Linked DNA regions of Homo sapiens: region 2 is linked to region 1. A link is a loop called in an ENCODE intact Hi-C map of the cell type or tissue named here. Cell type or tissue: CD14-positive monocyte. All regions are shown on one strand. Links, peaks and the distances in the headings refer to the core of each region. The heading gives the core; the rest is flanking DNA. Region 1 holds the start of ZBTB42 (zinc finger and BTB domain containing 42). Region 2 holds the start of ADSS1 (adenylosuccinate synthase 1).

Region 1 (9,204 bases), core at 1-2,500:
GAGTTCACCCTTAACTTACTTGAATTCAGCTATTCCTGCTGGTGGCTGGGGCAAGGCAGATGATTATTTAAATGCGTGGAGAGAGGGGAGTTGACCTTCCTCAGGAAGGGGTCCTTAGGGTGGATGGCCGGCGGCAGTGGGAGCCAGGCCTCTGCCGTCCCTAAGCTAGTCTCAGTGGCTGTAAGTGCAGTGTCATTCCAGGGGTCCAAGCTGCAGTTGCCAGGTTTAGGAAATAAAGATGCAGTCCATCCGGTGAAACAAGGAATGATATTTTAGTATAACAACGAGGCCTTCCTTCCCAGACTTCAGATCCCACTGTGGGCTCCACTCCTCCTGCACACACATACCTGGCCGGGTCCTGTCCTTTGTGATCCAGCCCCTCTTCCAGCACCACCCCCACCCCACTGCTTGGCCTTGACTGGGGTGACTCCTCCACTACATTCTCCATTTCCCGGACTCCAAGGCAGAGAAGAATGAGACCGGCTGAATTCAAATCGTGGTTCAGTGACTTACTGCCTGATACATGGCTCTGGGTACCTTACCTAAACTCTCTCACCAAAAAGGTATGAAAATAAGAGCGTCTAGTTAATGGGACTGTTGTGAAGATGATCCGGTGGTCTAGAGTACCTTCAAACCTGCTCAGTCAAGGGCAGCCCAGGTTGTGCCCCTGGGAAAAGGCTCCATCTGCCTGGGAGGGACCCTAACCCCGCCAAACACACTCTCTACTTCTCTGGCGATTCCCTCTCCCACAACCAGGCGTCCCCCTCACATCTTCTCAATGCTTCTTTGCCCTAGAACACTTTCCCCCACTCCTCCCTACCCCCACTCCCATGCCAGCCCCTGTCCGGAGTCTCCTCCTCTTTGAACACGTTCCTGCCTACCCTGGGCTCTGGAGGGCTTCCGACTGTCTCTGTTATGGCGTTTGTCCCCCCGTGCCACCATGTCTGCTGGGAGGTGCCCGTTTTCCGTGCCTCTCTGCGCTGGGTCCCCCATAGACGCTGGGCTGGGGTCTGTGGAGAGGGTGGAAGTCCCCGTTCTGGACTCTAGGATCGACATCCTGCTTGAATGTTTGGAAGAGGGTCCCAGCTGAATTAAATTCAAAAAGAGGCTTTCAAGGAAGAAGGAGGTGTCATCTTTGCAAAATTAACGACCCCCAATCCACGCAACCCCTACGCCATCCCAAGGCCGGCGCCCTGCGAGGTGGCGGGAGGCCAGGGTCCCGGGTTTACCCTCGGGTGACTGCCCAACGCGGGCTGGGATACAAGCGGACCCTCGGAAGGGTTCCTTTTGCAGACTGGCGCAGTAAGGACCCCATGCCGGGAAAGGTTGGGAGGTGGGGGACCCAGGCCAAAGCGCCAAGTATCGCGAGAGACCCCCTGCCCCCGCGCAGTGCCCTAAACCCCCCTCACACCCCAGCGCCCCTGCTGGCTGCGCGCGGGGCCCGGCCGGGTGGGGCGGACAGGGAAGGGGGGGCGAGGGTGACCTCAGCGGTTCCGCCGCTCCGGGAAGTCGCTCGGCCCGCCCCCTCCGGCCCCCGCCCCGAGTTTCGCTCTCTCTGGGGCGGGGCGAGCGGCGGGCGGCGCTGGGCCAGCCAAGTTGGAGCGCGCCCCGCCCGGCGCCCTCGCCGTCCCCGCGCCCTCCCCGCCGGGGCGCGCTGCCCGCAGCTCCACGCGCGCCAGGGCCGCCCTGGGGAGGGCGCGCGCGCGAGCGGCGACCGGAGAGGAGCTCGGGGCGGCGGAGGTGAGCGCTGGGGGTGGGCTCCCGGCTCTGCCCGCCCCGCCCGCCCGCCGGCCCTCTCCCCGCTCCCCGCGGCCGCGCTGCCATAAATGGGGCCGGCGGCGGCGGCATCTGGTGGGCCGGGCGGCAGCTGGAGGCGGCGCGGAGGCGTGGGGCGGGTGGCGGCGCAGCCACCCGGGCGTCGGGGACGCCGCGAGCGGGCGGCCGCCCGGGAGTGAAGTTCAGGAGCGCCCGGGCGGGGACGCGCGCAGGTTTGCGCGGCTCCGGCTCCTGCGCCTGAGTCCCGGGACCCGCCCCCGCGGCGGAGCTGCTACTGTTTACTTTCGATCGAGTTTTTCCTGCTCGGGGCAGGTGCCCGCGGCGGCTCTGGACGGGAGGTTGCGCGCGTCACTCCCGCGCCGCTCTTTCCGCGCTGCCTGCAGCCGGGAAGGGCGCTTCGTGGGCGCCTCCAGGCGCGCTGACGGGCGTCCCGTTTGTGCCCAGGTGATGACGGCGGCGGCATGGAGTTCCCTGAGCACGGCGGACGGCTGCTGGGCCGCCTGAGACAGCAGCGCGAGCTGGGCTTCCTATGCGACTGCACCGTGCTGGTGGGCGACGCGCGCTTCCCGGCCCACCGTGCCGTGCTGGCCGCGTGCAGCGTCTACTTCCATCTCTTCTACAGGGACCGGCCCGCGGGCAGTCGCGACACGGTGCGGCTCAACGGCGACATCGTCACGGCGCCCGCCTTCGGCCGCCTACTGGACTTCATGTACGAGGGCCGCCTGGACCTGCGCAGCCTGCCTGTGGAGGACGTCCTGGCAGCCGCCAGCTACCTGCACATGTATGACATCGTCAAGGTCTGCAAGGGCAGGCTCCAGGAGAAGGATCGAAGTCTGGACCCGGGGAACCCTGCCCCTGGGGCAGAACCTGCTCAGCCACCGTGCCCCTGGCCTGTCTGGACCGCGGACCTCTGCCCAGCTGCCCGAAAGGCCAAGCTCCCCCCGTTTGGGGTCAAGGCTGCCCTCCCTCCTCGAGCATCTGGGCCTCCTCCCTGCCAGGTCCCAGAAGAGTCAGACCAGGCCCTGGACCTGTCGTTGAAGTCTGGCCCAAGGCAGGAGCGGGTCCACCCACCGTGCGTCCTCCAGACACCCCTCTGCAGCCAGAGGCAGCCAGGGGCCCAGCCACTGGTGAAGGACGAACGGGACTCACTGTCCGAACAGGAGGAGAGCAGCAGCTCTAGGAGCCCCCACAGTCCCCCGAAGCCACCTCCTGTTCCTGCAGCCAAGGGCCTGGTGGTGGGCTTGCAGCCGCTGCCCCTCAGCGGAGAGGGCAGCCGGGAGCTGGAGCTTGGTGCAGGGCGACTGGCGAGTGAGGACGAGCTGGGGCCTGGTGGGCCCCTCTGCATCTGCCCGTTGTGCAGCAAGCTGTTTCCCAGCTCCCACGTGCTGCAGCTGCACCTCAGTGCCCACTTCCGTGAGCGAGACAGCACCCGGGCCCGGCTCTCACCCGACGGCGTGGCACCCACCTGCCCGCTCTGTGGGAAGACCTTCTCGTGCACATACACACTGAAGAGGCACGAGCGGACACACTCGGGTGAGAAGCCCTATACGTGTGTGCAGTGTGGCAAAAGTTTTCAGTACTCCCACAACCTGAGCCGGCACACCGTAGTGCACACTCGAGAGAAGCCGCATGCCTGCCGGTGGTGTGAGCGCCGTTTCACGCAGTCCGGGGACCTCTACCGCCACGTCCGCAAGTTTCACTGTGGCCTCGTCAAGTCCCTTCTGGTGTGATGCATCCCTGTGGGTCCTGAGGGTGGGGTGGAAGGGAAGGGATGGGCCCTCCCAGGTGGGACACAGCATGGGGTGTGAAGCCTGACCAGGTGGAGGTCCCTGCTTGGGCCAGATGGCTCCACCCTCCTGGCAGAGAGAATGCTGCCTCTTCCTGGAACTTGGCCTCAGACTCGGTAACTTGGGCAGCCTTCCTCCCACCTTGCCTCTCCTTTCCCCTCACTCTCCAACTCATTCCGGCCCCCAGGCTGTGCCCTGCCTAGGCTGTGACACTATCTTCCTCTCCCGTCCCCTCCAGCCAAGTTCTGAGGGGTGTCCAACCAGCACCTGGCTCTGCCCCCGTTTCTCCGTGTGAGATGGCACATCCATCTCCCGGCCCGGGACTTTCCTGACCACCTCTCTGGCAGGCTTGGGGAGGTCTTCATGAGCCTGGCCCCACGCTAGGTGAATTATTCACATGTCAGAAAAGTTGTTGGTGTGCGTCCCAATGGGGCGCTGGGAGGGAACAGGACACTCCTGGGGAGCGGCAGCAGGAACCCCTGCCAGGAAGGCCTGGGGCACAGTGAGTGCCAGCAGGGGCCATCTGGGCACAGCTGGTGTCTCGGGGTGGGGGGGGGGGTGCAGCCCCAGCAGGGATCCTAAGGCAGCAGGAGTAGAGCCAGCTAGAAGCTGAGTGGCTGTGGCATCATTGTCACTCGGGTGGGACGTGGGTCCATGAGAGCGTGCAATTATGACCACACTGTAACTTTGAGCAGAGAAAGTGGGAATTTGGAACTGGATTCTCTTTAGAGCCAGGAAGAGCCTCCTGAGGCGGCCAGATGTCTGCTGGTGGCCGCCCAGCCACATGCTTGTCTGCCTGAGTGCAGGTCTAGGAAGCCTCTGGGCATCCCCCAGGGTGGGGTCTGGGCCGCTGAGCTGTGTGCTGCTGCTGGGCCACCGTGGGCCTTACCTTGACGGTCACTCTGCCTGCTAGGGGGTTTCCCTGGAGCTGTGGGCATTTCCGTGCACTGACTGAGCAGAGGCAAGGGCTGCCCTGTCCGCCAGGGGCAGGGTTTGCGGGCCTTCCTTTCCCCACGGCGAGGCATGGGTGAAAGTGGCCATGGCGGCAGGGTTAGGGGCAGGTGAGGAGTGGGAGTCGCAGCACCCTAGGGGCCTCCATCCGCAGCCTTGGGAGACTGACGCTCCTCGAACATGAATAGAATGTGGAGACCACAACCCCCACACATGTCGTTGGTTCAGGTCGCCCTGCTTTGCCTGCCTAATGGAGCACATCTTGCTGCCAGAACCTCACTGGCCTCTGGGGGTCGGCAGGTGCAGAGCCACCTGGACGCCTGGAGACCACCTGGGATGTTTCCTCTGTGACTGGGAATGGCCTTGACAACAGAGTCCAGCCAAGTCTACGTTATTTTCTCATCTCCTGACAACACTGGATGTCATATTTATTAGTCAGCCTGGTCTGGAGTGAAAGACCGTCCCTAGCGCATCTCCCACGCGCCCTGGGCTCCTGGTGTGCTGGGTGCCAGCCTGGGAGCCCAGCGCTTCTGGGTGATGCCCCAGGGCTCAGAGGCCCTGGATGGCTTTGGTCTCGAGACAGCTGGGGGAGGGGCCCTGCTTCTGATTGTCCTGGGCCCCAGCCCCCACCTCTGCAAGGGATCGGTGTGATGTGCTCCATAATCGGGTGGGGGGTGTGTGTGTGTGTGTGTGTGTGTGTATGTATGCATGCGTCTGGCACATGGCAAGGCCCAAGCCAACCCGGCACCCCGTAGATGGGCAGCTACACTGCCACCCAAGCACGGAGATGTGGCCGCGGCACTGGGTCCCCCAGTGGGTCCCATGGGGGAAGAACTTCCCTTTGCTGGGGTGGGCAGCCTGCCCTGAGCTATCAACACTGGATTTGTTGTCTTCTGCACAGCTACTGTGAAGATAACGTAAGGAGAAGTGGTCAGTTTTCATTTTATAACTGACACAGTTGGGACAAAATATATACGTGTACATATATTTAAGACACTAATTGTGTGGGAGAGTTTAGTAGAGGCCTGTGCAGACACAAGGCAAACAGCGTCAGCAGCGTGGGGGTCTCCTGGGCCAGCTCGGCACCTGTGGGTGCTCTGACCCTGGGGGTGGGGACAGCTCCGTGCTAACCCCAGCAGACAGTTGTTGGTGCACAGTGTCTAGGAGGCGTGGGAATGGGTGCTGTCTTCCTCTTTTCACATCATGGCGACAGTAATAAAGCCCACCTCCAGTGGAAACGGCAGTGACTATTCCTGAGGACGGGTGGGAACAGGTGTCCCAGATGCCACCACGTGCTCATGCTGGTGGATGGGGGAGGCTGGGACAGGGCTGAGGTGGCACCCCCTCTTTCCCCAGGTTTGTCCCCAACTGCCAGCGTTTGGGGGAGGGGAGTCCAGGGAGGCAGATCTGTCAGGGAGGCGGAGCACACAGGCCAGCTTGGGCAGGGCAGTCCACGGGGGTTTCTTGCCCTGGGGAAGGAGGCTGGACCCTGGAGGAAACCTGTGAACCTGGGGATGCCATGGCCCTCCCCACTACCCTACGCCCTTGGCCTCTTGTTGGTGGGAGAAGGCACAGAAATTTCTAGAGCCCTGTGCAGGCTGGGCTGGGCTCTGGGTTGATGAGGCTGGGGTGGGCAATTCCACGCCTCCTCCTCTGCCCTGCTCCCTCCAGAGGCCTTGCAGGGGGTCATTAGCCCTGAGCCCTCCCTGGCGGGAGCACGGCCTTCCTTTCCAGACCAAATGGGGCAGGGCCTCTACATGTGCTGTAAGCGTCAACACAGTGCCCTCTTGACTTGCGAAGAGCCAGGGTAAGCCCCAGGCCCAGGACAGGGTGGGGATGGTGCTGGCCAGACAGTCCTCAAAGTCAGGCTGAGCTGGTGTGCAAGGGCCTGCCCCTCTTGGGTCAGCTCCTGCCGCCTTCCCAGTCCTGACCCCAAATGCAGGTCCTTCCTTCTGGGAGGTGGTGCTGGCTCCTCCCCTACCCCCTCCCACACCCACCGTGCCTCCTGCTGAGTTTGGACCAGTGCCCTGTCCTGCAGGGAGGCCCTCTCATGTTCCCAGTTGGGCCCATGACTCAGCCCAGGCCTTCTCAACCCAGAGGAGGAGGCTGTTGCTATGCTAACCATGCAGGAAAGGAGGATGGTCTGCTGTCCCCTAGGGCGCATGGGGCTTCCTGGGGCCCCTCCAGCCTGCCCAGCTCTGCCACACTGTGCTCACACTCAGCTGACTGCTAGAGCTGTCGTGGAAGCTTTCAGTCCCACTCCTGGCCAGGGTGGGCCTCCTGGCACCCTCCTTGGAGGCCATCCAGCCGGCTTCCTTGGCTGGATGGTAAACTGAGGCACATGGAAGGGACCAGTACTTGTCCATGGTCCCAGAGCCAGTTGGTGGCAAATCCAGGACTTCCTTCCACAAACTCCAGGAAACCTCAAGCTGTTTACCCACAGTGCTGGGCACAGGGCACCAATGCTGTCAGAGGCACGGTGGCAGGTTGGGGCAGCAAGGACGAGGCCAGAGGGAAGGAGAGGGTCAGACTCTGCGGAGGAGGTATCCCTGGAGGCTCCCCAGGAAGGGTGACCTCTCAGGAGCCTGCGAGTGGACAACACAGACACAGGCACCAGGCAGGGGCTGGCCCCCCACAGAGGCCCGATCATGTCAGCCCAGGTGCGTGGACGCCACCCTGGGGAGGCTGCCTTGCAAGTGGGAAGCAGGTGAGTCGGCAGCCTTGGCCCTTCCCTTCTGCCACCTCCCCAGCTCCTGCCCACTCCCACACACACCTGGTCTTACCTTTCCCAGTGTTCCTGAATGGTGCTGAGTCCTTCCCGGTGTGGGAGGCTCCACTCCACAGACACCCCTGGAGAGCCGGTAACAAACAAACCCGGTGCAGACATGGCTCCAATCCTGGCTGTCCCAGCTCTCAGGGGTGAACTCCAAGCCCACAGAGGCTCTGCCCTGGTTTTCTATGACTTCTTTCATCCCCACCTCAGTCCCATCTTCAATGAACACATCCCACGCTGTCATCATGGTCATCATCACCATCACCGCCCCCTCCATGGAACCACAACTGTCACCTCCACCATTACCTTTACCTCCGCCATCAGTATCATCTCCACCACCATCACCTCCACTATCACATCACCTCCACCACCATCACCTCCACCCCCACCATCACCTCCACCTCTACCACCATCACCTCCACCATCATCTCCACCTCCACCATCATCACCTCCACCTCCAGCACCATTGCTTCCACTTCCATCACCATTACCTCCACCATCATCACCTTCATCTCTACCTCCATCTTCACCATCACCATCACCTCCACCTTCACCACCACCACCACCTTTATGGAAGATCCCTAAAGAAACTGAGCCAACTCTAGGTCGGCTTCCAGGCTGAGGAAGTAGGGCTTGATTATGTTCAAGCTGAGAAGTGGTTGGAGAAAGGGGTAATATCTGCCCTCCTCACTCAGTGGAGCTTCAGTATCTGCACTTCCCTTTTCTGTAGCCTTCAAGTTCCAGGATTTTTATTTTTATTTTTTGAGACATGGTCTTGTGTCGCCCAGGCTGGTCTTGAACTCCTGGACTCAAGTGACCCTCCCCACTCAGCCTCCTGAGTAGCTAGGATTCTAGGCATGAGCCATGGAACCTGCTAGTTCCAGGGTATTTTCTGTTTCCCTGCACCTCCTCCCTCTCGCCACTACCCTTCCATATACAGAAGAAGAAAAGTCTGCATCTCTGTGAAAGTAGGTCTGTACCTCTCTGCACGCACACCCACTGGCACCTCTGAACACACAGCACAGAAGGAAGGCCGCCCCTGCAAGTCCCAGGAATTCGGAATTCCATGGCACACAGGGCCACCGGTGCCTGTCCCGTCAGCCACCTGTCCTGTGCTCATAACCATGTCACTCCCTTTCTTCAGCCTCAGCATTCTCGCCTGTGAAATGGGAATGGCAGACAACCGTTGATGGGTGAATAGGGTAACATCCACACTAAGTGTTGGCAGTGTTGCTGCTGACAAATGTAACACCTGCCTGCCTCCCTCTGGGGCCATTGCCAGGTCAGAAGGGAACCAAGGGTGAGGAGCCTTTGACAACAAGGCCGTACAGAGCACCCCCAGACTCCCCAGGATAACAAGGCCGTACAGAGCACCCCCAGACTCCCCAGGATAACAAGGCCGTACAGAGCACCCCCAGACTCCCCAGGATAACAAGGCCGTACAGAGCACCCCCAGACTCCCCAGGATAACAAGGCCGTACAGAGCACCCCCAGACTCCCCAGGATAACAAGGCCGTACAGAGCACCCCCAGACTCCCCAGGATAACAAGGCCGTACAGAGCACCCCCAGACTCCCCAGGATAACAAGGCCGTACAGAGCACCCCCAGACTCCCCAGGATAACAAGGCCGTACAGAGCACCCCCAGACTCCCCAGGATAACAAGGCCGTACAGAGCACCCCCAGACTCCCCAGGATAACAAGGCCGTACAGAGCACCCCCAGACTCCCCAGGATAACAAGGCCGTACAGAGCACCCCCAGACTCCCCAGGATAACAAGGCCGTACAGAGCACCCCCAGACTCCCCAGGATAACAAGGCCGTACACAGCACCCCCAGACTCCCCAGGATAACAAGGCCGTACAGAGCACCCCCAGACTCCCCAGGATAACAAGGCCGTACAGAGCACCCCCAGACTCC
Region 2 (6,292 bases), core at 3,793-6,292, 77 kb before region 1:
TGGCAGTGGGGATGAATGAGTAAGGACAGAGTGCAGCCTGGGTCTCAGACAGGGGGTGGGGGACAGGCCACAGAGATTCCCTATCTCAGCAGAGAGGAGACAGGCTCAGGCTGCCACGCCTTGCCAAAACCCAGCCTGGCCAGGCCAGCCCGGCACCTTCCACCTAGATAAGTTGTGCTGCTCCAGAGAAAGAGCCTGGGGTCAGAGTGGACCTGCGATGCATGGCACAACCTGCTGGACAGTGGCGATGAGGGGTTCAGGGACCTGGGCACCCAGAAGCGGGCACCTGATATTGTACCCAGCAAAACTGCTCCTAATAATGTCATTTTTTCTCTCTCTTACAGGCCTCAGGCCCAGGCCCAAGGCCAAGTGAGAGAGCCCAGGCCACAGGACATGCTGCCATTCTGCCAAGAGAGGCTCTTCTGGGGGCCAGGCTGGGACTGGGCCCCGGAAACCAAAACTCCGTGCCTTACCCAGCCGGGGCCCTCCTGGAGCCTTCTTGGGGTGTTGTGGCTGGGAACCCGACAGGCACCAGTGCCCTGCCAGGCCTGGTGCCCTCCTGGACCGCCTGCACGTGCCAGCCTCCCACCTGCTTCCTAAAGGCAACCCTGGCCCACACCCGCATGCGCCCGGTGCAGCCTGCCAAGGGCCAGTCGGGGGGTGCTGCGTCCTGCCAGTGTCCACCACAGCTCTGCCTGCCCTTCAGCCCAGCAAGGTTTAATCAAAATGCAATGCTTTGCAAGTCTTTACTGCTTGGAGGTGGCTGAGTTGGGGGCCCTGGGCAGGGGTAAGCTGGCAGGCAGTGCCATGGCAGGCCAGGGTCCCCTCCCATGGGGTCTGGCCCCCGTTCCAGCATGTCCAGCCCCTGAAGTTGGAGTGGGGGGCGGTCTGCCTTTGCTGCCACTGCCAGGCCTCTGCCCTGCAGCTGAAACTTGGCCATCACATCAACAGAAAACCCCTCCCAGTGCCAGCTGCCCAGCGTGGGCAGGCCCTGGGGACAATACAGGTCCACCTGAGGGGCTGCAGGGTGACACCCAGCAGCCGCTGCCCCCTCACTGCCCACCCAGCGAGGGCAGCCTACCCGAGCCTGCCCCCTGCCAGGTGTGTGCCCTGAGGCTGGCGGCTGGATGCGTGGCCAATAAAAAGCAGACCTAGCCCGGTGTGCGACTGTCGTGTTCAGAGGCTGCGGGAGTGGGCGGTGGACGTGGGCTCCCACAAACATGGTGAGCGCTGGACAGGCCCCGTGTGAACACTCACTGTTGAGGGGCCCCCAGGCCCCGTGTGAACACTCACTGTTGAGGGGTCCCTGGGCCCCCAGGCACCGTGTGAGCATTCACTGTTGAGGGTCCCCCAGTCCCCCAGGCCAGGGGCTGTCCCTGGAGCCCTCAGGAGGCAGTAAGAAACATCTAGAAGAGGGCAGACCCAGTGGTGAACCGCATCCAACAGTGGTGAGATGGGTGCAGCTCTACAGGGGCGTAATTTACAAACCACCAGACTCCCTGGTTATGTGTGTGCTGCGGTGGTGTTTGCTCTCCAGCAGATCAAGTTTGTGCAATGATCCATTTTGAGAATCTCTCCGTCACCCCAAGAAGTCCTCTCGCACCCATCAGTCCGACCCCTTCCCCGTGCTCCTCCCCAGCCCTGGCAGCCACTCACCTGCACTCCAGACGCTCCAGATGTCATGCATGTCTCCTGGCTTCCTTCGGCTGTTTTCACGCGCCATCCTCACGGCAGGCTGTATCAGGACTTCATTCCATTTCATGGCTGAAGCACATTCCATTGCATGCAGGGACCACATTTTGTTTGTCTGCTCTTCTGTCCATGGACATCTGGGTTGCTTCCAGTTTGGGGCTTCTGTGAATCCTGCTGCTGTGGACATTTGCGTAGTCCTCGTGTGGATGCTGCTGTGGACGTCTGCGTCGTCCTCGTGTGGATGCTGCTGTGGACGTCTGCGTCGTCCTCGTGTGGATGCTGCTGTGGACGTCTGCGTAGTCTCGTGTGGATGCTGCTGTGGACGTCTGCGTCGTCCTCGTGTGGATGCTGCTGTGGACATCTGCGTAGTCTCGTGTGGATGCTGCTGTGAACGTCTGCGTAGTCTCGTGTGGATGCTGCTGTGGACGTCTGCGTAGTCTCGTGTGGATGCTGCTGTGCACGTCTGCGTCGTCCTCGTGTGGATGCTGCTGTGGACGTCTGCGTCGTCCTCGTGTGGATGCTGCTGTGGACGTCTGCGTCGTCCTCGTGTGGATGCTGCTGTGGACGTCTGCGTCGTCTCGTGTGGATGCTGCTGTGGACGTCTGCGTCGTCTCGTGTGGATGCTGCTGTGGACGTCTGCGTCGTCTCGTGTGGATGCTGCTGTGGACGTCTGCGTCGTCCTCGTGTGGATGCTGCTGTGGACGTCTGCGTCGTCTCGTGTGGATGCTGCTGTGGACGTCTGCGTCGTCCTCGTGTGGATGCTGCTGTGGACGTCTGCGTCGTCCTCGTGTGGATGCTGCTGTGGACGTCTGCGTCGTCCTCGTGTGGATGCTGCTGTGGACGTCTGCGTCGTCCTCCTGTGGATGCTGCTGTGGACGTCTGCGTCGTCCTCGTGTGGATGCTGCTGTGGACGTCTGCGTAGTCTCGTGTGGATGCTGCTGTGGACGTCTGCGTAGTCTCGTGTGGATGCTGCTGTGGACGTCTGCGTCGTCCTCGATGCTGCTGTGGACGTCTGCGTCGTCCTCGTGTGGATGCTGCTATGGACGTCTGCGTAGTCTCGTGTGGATGCTGCTGTGGACGTCTGCGTCGTCCTCGTGTGGATGCTGCTGTGGACGTCTGCGTAGTCTCGTGTGGATGCTGCTGTGGACGTCTGCGTAGTCTCGTGTGGATGCTGCTGTGGACGTCTGCGTCGTCCTCGTGTGGATGCTGCTGTGGACGTCTGCGTAGTCTCGTGTGGATGCTGCTGTGGACGTCTGCGTCGTCCTCGTGTGGATGCTGCTGTGGACGTCTGTGTAGTCTCATGTGGATGCTGCGAGTTTTCGTTGCTCTGGGGTAGATTCGTAGCGGAGGAACAACTGGGCGACACGCTAAGTTTATGTTTAACTTTTTAAGTAACTGCCTAACTGTTTTCCAAAGCAGCTGCACCATTTTTCATTCCCATCCATGCTATTGTTTTTCAGTTAAATAGCTCCACTCCTCCCCCTCCCCACCCTCCACAGAACTGCCAGTAAAACTGGACTATGGAGTATTGGGTGGGGTCACCTACAAGGTCATCTGCAGCAAGTGAGACCATCGCCCCTCCTGCCTGGAGAGGTGGGACTGGGGACCCTGTGACAGGAGGAGCTGCCCTTCCTGGAGCCTGGTTTTTCTTTTTCCTCTGTGCTCCATGAGAAGTCAGTTTAGTGGGCTACAGCCAGCAAAGGAACCAAAACCAACAGGAGCTCTGGGGGTGCCTTGCATGGCGAGGCTCCGTGGCTGCACGCGTGTATGCAGGTGGCTGTGGGTGTCTGTGTGTCCTGGGCCACTGTGTGCGATGGTCCCACTGGGAGGTGTGGCCCCCAAAGAGTGGAACCCACAGGTGGACACACCCATGCACCCTCGTTCTTGCCCAAGGTCACACATCGAGACAGCAGGGCCCAGATGGATGGCCCCAAGCTCGGTGGCTCCCGTGCTGCCCACACCTGGGGACAGGCCCACTGTGGGGGGTAAGGGGTGGAGGTGTTCTAATTCGGGCTGAGCCGTGTGACTGGCAGGGGCCCCAGCTGTTGGGCCTGGGCAGGACTGTTTTTAGAAAAGCCCCAACTCCCTGCCCCTACCCGGGCCCGTGGCTATTTATAGTCCGGGCCTGGAGAAGTCAGTGAGTCACTAGCGTTCGCCTCTGCAGGGTCAGTCCAAGCCCCCTTAGTGAGGTGGTCTAGCATGTCCCCCAGTCCCCCAAGCCTCTATCTGACATCTGCTAGCCCAGAGCCCCAGGGGTCCCCAGGAAGGGCTCAGAGCTGGTGGCCCCCCCCAGGCCTTGGCAGCACCTCCTTGTCTGATGGGACTTTGTGGTTCCTGGTGGACATTTAACATTGTCGGTTTCTCTCATCTGGAAACAAACCTCCATGACGCTCTTGGTTTCTCCTGTTGCAGTCTGCCTCTTCCCTACCTGCACAGCTCTCTGCTGTGCCCCAAATTCCCTCCTTGACACCCCCAGACCCACTGCCCCACCCTCAGGTGCAGCCCCTTCTCAGCAGGCTCCAGGTTCTGCCAAATCTCAGAGCCCTCCAACCCTGCTCCAGCCCCTTCCCAAGCTGGGGCCGGTGGTCTGTTCACCCCCGACCAGCTGTCACCCCCAAGGTGGCACTAGGAAGTTCATGCATGAAGACTGCTTTTCCACTGAGGCCCCACTGACTGCTTGGAACCCATACAACGGCATTTTCCCCGCAAGGATGCTGAGGGAGAGGAAGTGTCGATGTGCCCAGTGGAAGAAGAGGGGACTGGGGACATGGGTGCAGGGGGCAGGAGGCCAGGCTTCAAACAGCCCCTCTCCCCCAGGCTGGGGCACGGTCAGGTGCCAAGAGAGGAGGGGTGGGGAGGCTGCAGGCAGGGGTGGGCAGTGGTGTCCTTGGCTGCACCTGAATCACTAACTCAGTGTGAGCGACCTTTGCTGTGACAGGCCCAAGCTCCACTCCTTCCTCACAGGGAGTGTCCCGTCTCCATGGACTCCCTGTCACTAGCCTTGGAGTTGCCCTGAGCCCAAGGGGCCTCGTGGCTCCAGGCTCTTTGGCAACTGAGAGCCGTCAGGGAGGGAACAAAGGACCCCGCCTCCCTGCTCTGAAGCAAGAACCTGATTCTCTTTTCCGCCCTTGGGGCCCCAGGACCCTTCTCTTGGCCACCAGGGCTGGCTTCCTCCAAGCCTCATCTACTTGGGAGGGGTGGGGCGGGATGGGTGAGACAGGACAACCAGCCGGGAACACGGGAGCCTCGCAGACCATCGCCTCCCTCTGGGGCCTAGTCCCTCCACAGGCTGGGCCGGGAAGGTCTGGTGTGGGACCTCTTGGGAACCTGGGCCCCACGGTGGCGTGCATCCCTGGGGGTTGCTCCCATGCCAGCCAGGTGACGCTGACAGGATGGGTCCCTTTACCCCAGACTTGGGTGCTGAGGGCCGGAGCTCCATGCTGGAGCCCGCCTGCTCGCTACAGCCAGGCCCGAGCCACAGCGCGCCCGGGCGGGACGCGGGGCCCCTGCCGTGGGGCAGAAGTGCGGGCAGTTGCGGGGACACAAAGTCCTCGGAGAGGACGCGCTGCGCGGCTCTTCGCGGCCGCCAGGGGGCGCGCCCGCGCCCAGGGCACTCGGGGTTCCACGGGGGGCAGGTGCGCTCCTCGAGAGTGCGGACCCTCTAGGTGGGGTGCAGGACGCAGCTCCCCTTTTGCAAACCGCACTCCTTCCCTGGAGGGAACGACCACCCCTGCAGTTGCTGGAACCCCGAAGTCCTGGGCCCGGCAAGGGCTTGGTGGGGGGTGAGGTCGCGGTGCACAAGCCCTGGTCCCCGACGGGCTAGCGAGAAACTGCCTCCGTTGGCAAATTCGTGGGGGCGGCTCCCCAGGCCATCTGCCTGCCTGGCCGTTGGTCCGTGCGGCCCCTCACCCCTAAAGTGCTCGAGACTCAACTGGGCTTCCCGGGCAGCGGCGAGGGGGCGGGGATGTGGCGGCCGGAGGTCACCGGGGCGTCACTGCGCCCGCCCTGGCCCTCCCCCGGCCCGCCCCCTGCCCCGCCCCCTGCCCCGGCCCGGCTCCATTTAATGGCGCGGACGCCGGCGGCGGCGGGCTCCTGGCCGGGCCAGCGCAGCGGAAGAGCCAAGCCAGCATGTCGGGGACCCGAGCCTCCAACGACCGGCCCCCCGGCGCAGGCGGCGTCAAGCGGGGGCGGCTGCAGCAGGAGGCGGCGGCGACCGGCTCCCGCGTGACGGTGGTGCTGGGCGCGCAGTGGGGGGACGAGGGCAAAGGCAAGGTGGTGGACCTGCTGGCCACGGACGCCGACATCATCAGCCGCTGCCAGGTGCGGGCTGGGGCGCCGGGTCCCTCCCCCACCGCCCAGCGAGCCCCCCTCCCCCGACCCAGACGGCCCCTGTCCTCCCATGCCCTGGCCGGTCACTCACCCGCTTGGATGCCTTCCTTCCGGGAGCACCTTTCCCAGGGCCACCCCACCCACGCACGCACACGCACCACTCACACAACCCCCGACCCACACACACCGCCCTCCTTCCACCCACCCCTACTCCACCACCCCGGCAGCGGGCCAGGGCACAGCTATAAATACAAGTCGCTGAGTTGGGGAC

The links. Peaks named below come from ENCODE experiments on the same cell type or tissue, not always from the same donor. Only the 100,000 strongest peaks of a DNase experiment are listed, where the experiment ranks them.
Region 2: it touches region 1 in a loop (4-fold over the local background); 2 of 110 quality-filtered maps call a loop at or near these places.

Annotation. Positions count from the first base shown.
Region 1 is chr14:104,798,961-104,808,164 of GRCh38, forward strand. ZBTB42 (zinc finger and BTB domain containing 42) reads left to right here and starts at 2,141. Exons shown (of 1, transcript NM_001137601.3): 1 at 2,141-5,752. The coding sequence starts at 2,238. The coding sequence ends at 3,506. RefSeq lists silencers at 1,333-1,772, 1,803-1,912, 1,973-2,122 and enhancers at 5,166-5,665, 5,838-6,587. In CD14-positive monocyte, for the core only: CTCF peaks have their summits at 1,383 and 1,583; a DNase peak (open chromatin) is centred at 1,511; H3K4me3 peaks cover 1,447 bases; H3K27me3 peaks cover 606 bases.
Region 2 is chr14:104,718,451-104,724,742 of GRCh38, forward strand. It overlaps INF2 (inverted formin 2), which reads left to right. Exons shown (of 23, transcript NM_022489.4): 23 at 345-4,085. ADSS1 (adenylosuccinate synthase 1) reads left to right here and starts at 5,779. Exons shown (of 13, transcript NM_152328.5): 1 at 5,779-6,012. The coding sequence starts at 5,821. RefSeq lists an enhancer at 3,530-4,029 and a silencer at 5,586-5,995. In CD14-positive monocyte, for the core only: CTCF peaks have their summits at 5,300 (motif pointing right) and 5,504; DNase peaks (open chromatin) are centred at 5,271 and 5,611; H3K4me3 peaks cover 1,305 bases; H3K27ac peaks cover 349 bases; H3K27me3 peaks cover 8 bases.